Linked DNA regions of Homo sapiens: region 1 is linked to region 2. A link is a contact called in ENCODE Hi-C data. All regions are on one chromosome and are shown on one strand. The core of a region is the stretch at or near the end of the contact, and the rest is flanking DNA. Distances in the headings are between cores, read along the strand shown.

What was found. A loop is a pair of places that touch in the nucleus more often than their neighbours do. Pooled maps may share reads with other maps.
Region 1: a map of heart right ventricle shows a loop between it and region 2 (2.2-fold over the local background). The contact joins the promoter of LINC01966 here to the enhancer-like site in region 2. A Hi-C loop is called at or near these places in 5 of 168 maps with a recorded cell type or tissue (heart left ventricle, heart right ventricle and posterior cingulate gyrus) and 5 of 50 pooled maps.

The regions. Positions count from the first base shown.
Region 1 is chr2:144,880,486-144,883,185 of GRCh38, forward strand. LINC01966 (long intergenic non-protein coding RNA 1966) reads right to left here and starts at 1,428. Exons shown (of 3, transcript XR_923412.3): 1 at 1,145-1,428. The region is part of intron 2 of TEX41 (testis expressed 41); the gene reads left to right.
Region 2 is chr2:144,936,702-144,939,401 of GRCh38, forward strand. All of the region lies in intron 3 of TEX41 (testis expressed 41), which reads left to right. Among named protein-coding and RNA genes, the nearest start is that of LINC01966, 56 kb to the left of the region's middle. Within about 2 kb of position 1,410, at least 6 of the 41 ENCODE cell types and tissues checked have a DNase peak (open chromatin) inside an H3K27ac peak, as active enhancers do; they include heart right ventricle, where a contact is called at or near this core.

The sequences.
Region 1 (2,700 bases), core at 178-2,677, 56 kb before region 2:
TTACATTGATGTATTAAGAATGTCTAGGCTGGGTGCGGTGGCTCACGCCTGTAATCCCAGCACTTTGGGAGGCTGAGGTGGGTGGCTTACGGGGTCAGGAGTTCAAGACCAGCCTGGCCAAAATGGTGAAACCCCGTCTCTACTAAAAATACAAAAATTAGCCTGGTGTGATGGCGGGCACCTGTAATCCCAGCTACTCTGGAGGCTGAGGCAGGAGAATTACTTGAACCCGAGAGGCGGAGGTTGCAGTGAGCTGAGATTGCACCACTATACTCTAGCCTGGGTGACAGAGCAAGACTCCATTTCAAAAAAGAAAAAAAATGTCTAGCAGTGAAAACCAAATATGCTGGATGCTCAGAAAACCTTTTCAGCATTGTTGGATTCTCCTATGAACCTACATCCACCAGTGTAATCTCTGGTTAAAATGAAAGCAAGAAAAGGTGTTAAATTAAGTCAAAAGAATACTGATGAACAGGGAAGGGGAAATTAATTAAATTAAGACATTATTTTCTTCTCAAATTCCATTTTGGATTGAGCCTCATGGGGGGGTACGTCCATTCATTTAATAATGCTCTGATGCCTACTCAGCAGCAAAACATACAAAGGAAGAGTGGATTAATCTGATCAGGCTGCCATAGCAAAATACCACAGACCAGTGGCTTAAACAATAGAAATTTGTTTTCTCACAGTTCTGGAGGGTAGAAGTCCAAGATCGTGATGCTGTCAGAATTTGGTTCTGGTAAGCCTTCTCTTCCTGACTCTTCCTGACTTGTGGAAGGCCACCTTCTGGCTGTAATTTCACATGGACTTTCCTCAGTGAGTATGGAGGGATAGAGATGAGAAAGAGAGGGAAGAGTCACTCTGGTGACTCTTCCTCTTCTTATAAGGACACCAATGCTATCCGATGATTTGGGCCCCATGCTATATGATTTCATTTCACCTTAATTACCTCCCCAAAGGCTGTGTCTCCACATTGGGGGTTAGGTCTTCCGCATAAGAATTTCAGGGAGATGCGTTTCAGTCTCTGACAAAAAAGAATCCTGTTTTAGTTAACACTAGGGCTAAGTAACTAGGGCTTAGGCCTGTCATAACAAAACACTGCAGAGTGAGTGACTTAAACAACAAAATTATTTTCTCACAGTACCAGAGGCTGGAAGTCCAAAATCAAGCTGTCCGAAGGATTGCTTCTTCTGAGGCCTGTCTCCTTGACCTGTAAATAGCTGTTTTCTTTCAGTGTTTTCACATGGTGCCTCTTTATGTTGTCTATATTCTCATTTTCTATTCTTGTAAGAACACTAGTCATATTAGATTAGGGCCCACCTTAATAATCCCATTGTAATGTAACTATTTCTATAAAGGTCTTATCTCCAAATGGTCACATTTTCAGGTACGGGGTGTTAAGGCTTCAATATATGATTTTGGGGCTATAGAACTCAGTCTGTAGCAAACACTATAGGACACATCTGTTGAAAGAATATTTCAAATTGGAATTTGAGAAGGATCATGATTTTGACCATCCCACCACCATATTTGTTGAAAGCCACAGGCAAGGAAAGGAAGTGAGGTACAGAAAAAAAGAACCCACTTGGCACCAACATTCCACCTACGCTGTTGCTCCAGAGCAACAGCTTCTAATTCCTTGATCATTGAACAGCAGCAGTCCAGCTTCTCCACCTTCCCACCCTCCACACTTTCAACTTTGTGCAACTTACTATTTCAACTTTTGGTTTGCTGTGAACAATAAAACATGGAAAATGGTTACACTATGAGACTTTCTCATATCTGGCTGGACTCACTCAGCCATTTGACTTCAGCCTCAGCAAACTACCACTAAATCTTGGTGAGGTTAGTGCACTGAGGGAGGTTTAAAAACCAACCAACCAAATAATTCGCTACAAAAAAGTTGGACTTAATTTGTGTCAGCAGGAAATGTGACTACTTTTCAAGAATGGGTTCCCAGTGGTGCCATTAAATGATTACATAGTTAACAGTTCAAGGCTTATTTTGGGAAGGTATGGTGTTATACCTGATGGAGCATGCTTTCTACATTTTGGTAGGAGGGGGCACTCATTTTCAGTATTTATTGTGATTGAATGAAAATCTTCCTGCCAAAATGTGTTTAAAGAACCGTTTATCACAACTGGTCAGAGAACAACAGTGTGAAGTATGTTGGAAAATGACTAACAACTGGCTCTCTTGTGGGGGAGGGGGTGATTTTTAGCTTTTGCCAATTTCCGTGGTGTAAATACTCCTGTCATGGATGATTTCAAGCTACCACCATGACGTTGCTGGTTTCAGGTTTGGGAAGAAATTACATTAGCTCTGGCAAATGGATCAAGCCAACTGCAGCATACTACTGACGGTAGGTGGGACCAAGATGCAGAACCGTCCAATTAAAGATACACTTTATTCATTCTAGGTGTCACCACAGGCACAAGCAATCTGCATAGCATATTCAGGGCAGTTTAGTCCTATGTAGAATTTTGCTGATGACTACTGCAATAATGCAATTGATAAAAGCCATTCATTGGGCAAATGAATGAAGACAGGAGAAGGATTTTTTTTTTTTTTTTAAGTAACAATGCTAACTTAAGGAAAGGAGCAAATTATATGGTATAAAAACTGAGCAACATAGTGAAAGGATTCATACTAGTCTGGTCAAAAATGTTTTGCTAGTCACAAAATATTTTTTTCTTCTTT
Region 2 (2,700 bases), core at 160-2,659:
TCACGAACTAAATAATTCACTCACGAACTAAATAACTCACTCACTAACTAACTGGAGTTCAGCATTGCGGGAATTATAGGGTTGGCACCCAAAGGAGGAAGAGAAAACACTTCTTGTTGCTTTCAATCATTCCTTGTCTATATGCTTTATTTTTCTCTTGCCTTAGTCTAGTCACAAAAACTACAACTTTGAATTAGTAAGGAGCAGAGCTGTGAGTTAAACCTATGCAGTGTGGCTTACGGTACCCACATTCTTAACTACTCACTCTAGAGCCTGTGAACCTGAGAGAGTTACTTTCTTTTGGTAAACTTCAAAAAAATTCCATCTCAATTGCTTTGGCAACTATTAACCTGAAACTTTCTTACATGCAAGGCAAGTTGAAAAATGTGGTTAGCTTTAAGGTAAAGGGATCTTTTCAGGACAAAACTACACATTGATGGAGTTCTAGGTCACAGTTTTCAATGATATGCATATATACAGATAAGATCCAACCCTTAAGTGGCTGTGAATTATGGATTAGCTCAAGCATGTGCAATTCTATTTAAGATCTATAACAAAAGATCTTTTCTTTATGACTTATGTAGCTGGAGGCATTTGCACACTGTAGTGAGACAGTGTGGAATCAGTTGGTCCAAATCAGTTGGTCAATTCACTTTGAGCATGCTAATGCAGAACTAGAAAGATGCACCACTTTGCTTAAAAAACCCCAATGTCTAAAGCATCTCTTGACAATTAGGGGTGGGTTACCTGCCTGCCCTTTCAAAGCAGTGCTTACGTAAGTGACTGTCCAGTGATTTTACAAAGGTTTCTTAGATGACATCTATCTCCCTCCTTTCTTGGATTGATAATTTCATTAAAAGCCATTCTACTATTGTCATTTTGCTATCTCCACTTTAATGTGGTCTGTGGTGTTCATTAGATCCAGCATGTTAATGGCATCAGCTGGGTTTAGGTTTGATTGCAGCTGAACCTCACCCTTGCTAATCACTTAGCTAACATATGCCAATATCATGGTACCTAATGACTCCTTCAGCAGAGACTCCTTTATATTCCTGTATCTGCGCCTCTAAAAGACCAGAGTAACATGGATTATCCGTGTGAACTGCAGGATGGGGAGAGTACCGATGGCTTTCTCTCTTTTGGATAACAACATGTGTACTGGGTTCAGAATCTTTTAGCTTGGTTGGCCTTTTTCAGGGATCCTTTTAAATCTCTTCCTTTTCCTTAATGAGGTTGTCACATGCGGCAAAAATCACAGGCTTGCAAGTCCAAAAGAGGAGAGACTTTTTCATTTTGCTGCTTAATTTGTGAATCCATTTCTAGGCCTTAAAGTGGAATATCTCAGAGTAATCTTCGTTTGCTTTCTGCAATCTCATTGTTCCCTGGGGACACAGAGTGAGTCCAAGAGCCAGTGGGAAAACATTGCAGATCTACTGAGAACAGTACACTGCTCTTTCGAATCGTTGGTATTCTGAGATAATTTTGAGTTTTATATCTTGTTTTTGGTTTCCTTTGATATCTGAGACCTGAATAAAAGGCACTGTTCGATCTCTTTCTTTCTCCCTTTTCCCCAAATGTCATTACAGAGGGAAAGATGAGGGCCTAATATTGAGGGCCTGCTGGCTTGGGGAGTGTGGGGGAACAGCAGAGTGTGATGGCAGAGAGTAATTCTGCTTCAGGGAGGATACTGCCCAATTTTTTAAACTTAATAGGATTAGTCATGGGAACTATTTTTAGCAGAAGTTCAACTTTATCCATGTATTTTAATGTGGGAAAATTGTGTCCTTTTCCCTCTGCTAATGTTTGATGTATTCCAGCCCTCCTGTGAGCATGTTTGAGTATCTTAGGGGATCTGGAGTGGAGGAGAACTTCCTCTCGGATTCTCTCTGTTTTCTTTCGTGAAAATGACATTCCAAAGCTGTTTCACTTTCTGACAGGAAATGGAGCCTTGCCAAAAATGATTAAAGTCCAAGAAAGCATAACAGTTCCAAAGCTACAGCAGTTCTTTAGGAGTCCTGAGTTTGACATTGTGTCAAACAAATGTGAAATATTGTTTAATAAATTTGAATAATACAGAGATAGGAAAAAATCATTCTTGGCTTATAGCAGTAGTGGTTTGTATTAAGTATGGAAAAGACTACCTACATCTAATAAGTTGAAATACATACGTAAATATACTTGTATAAGGTTAACTCAGCTTATGACTTTATTCCACTGTATACTAGATATATGTGTGAGACAAAAGTCTTATTTGAAATACATGTAAGTTTAAAAATATGTGTGTTTCTCAAATGTTGAAGGTAAACAACCTCTGGTTATGTGATCTAACCCATTCATAATAGATTACTATTTTTAAATATTTCACAATGAATTCAATAAATTCATCAGTAAAGTCACTTAGACCCAAATAGTTTTATTTAAAAGGGTGAAACAATAATTGAAAACTTTAGTCAATACTGAAATCATAAGCTTAAAAGGCTTTTTATATGAAAAGAGTCTCAATTATTTCACTGACAAACCCAGTTGTTTTTATTTTTCCACCAGAGAATTATGCATTTATGTAGATAATTATGTACCCTTCAGCAAAATAAAACTGGACAAGAAAAAAATCTCTCTCCAATCAATAAAATATAGCACTTCTCTGAAAAAAAATCTTTGCGTGAAACACTTTTAAAATTTTGTTTTTAAAACACCTTTAAA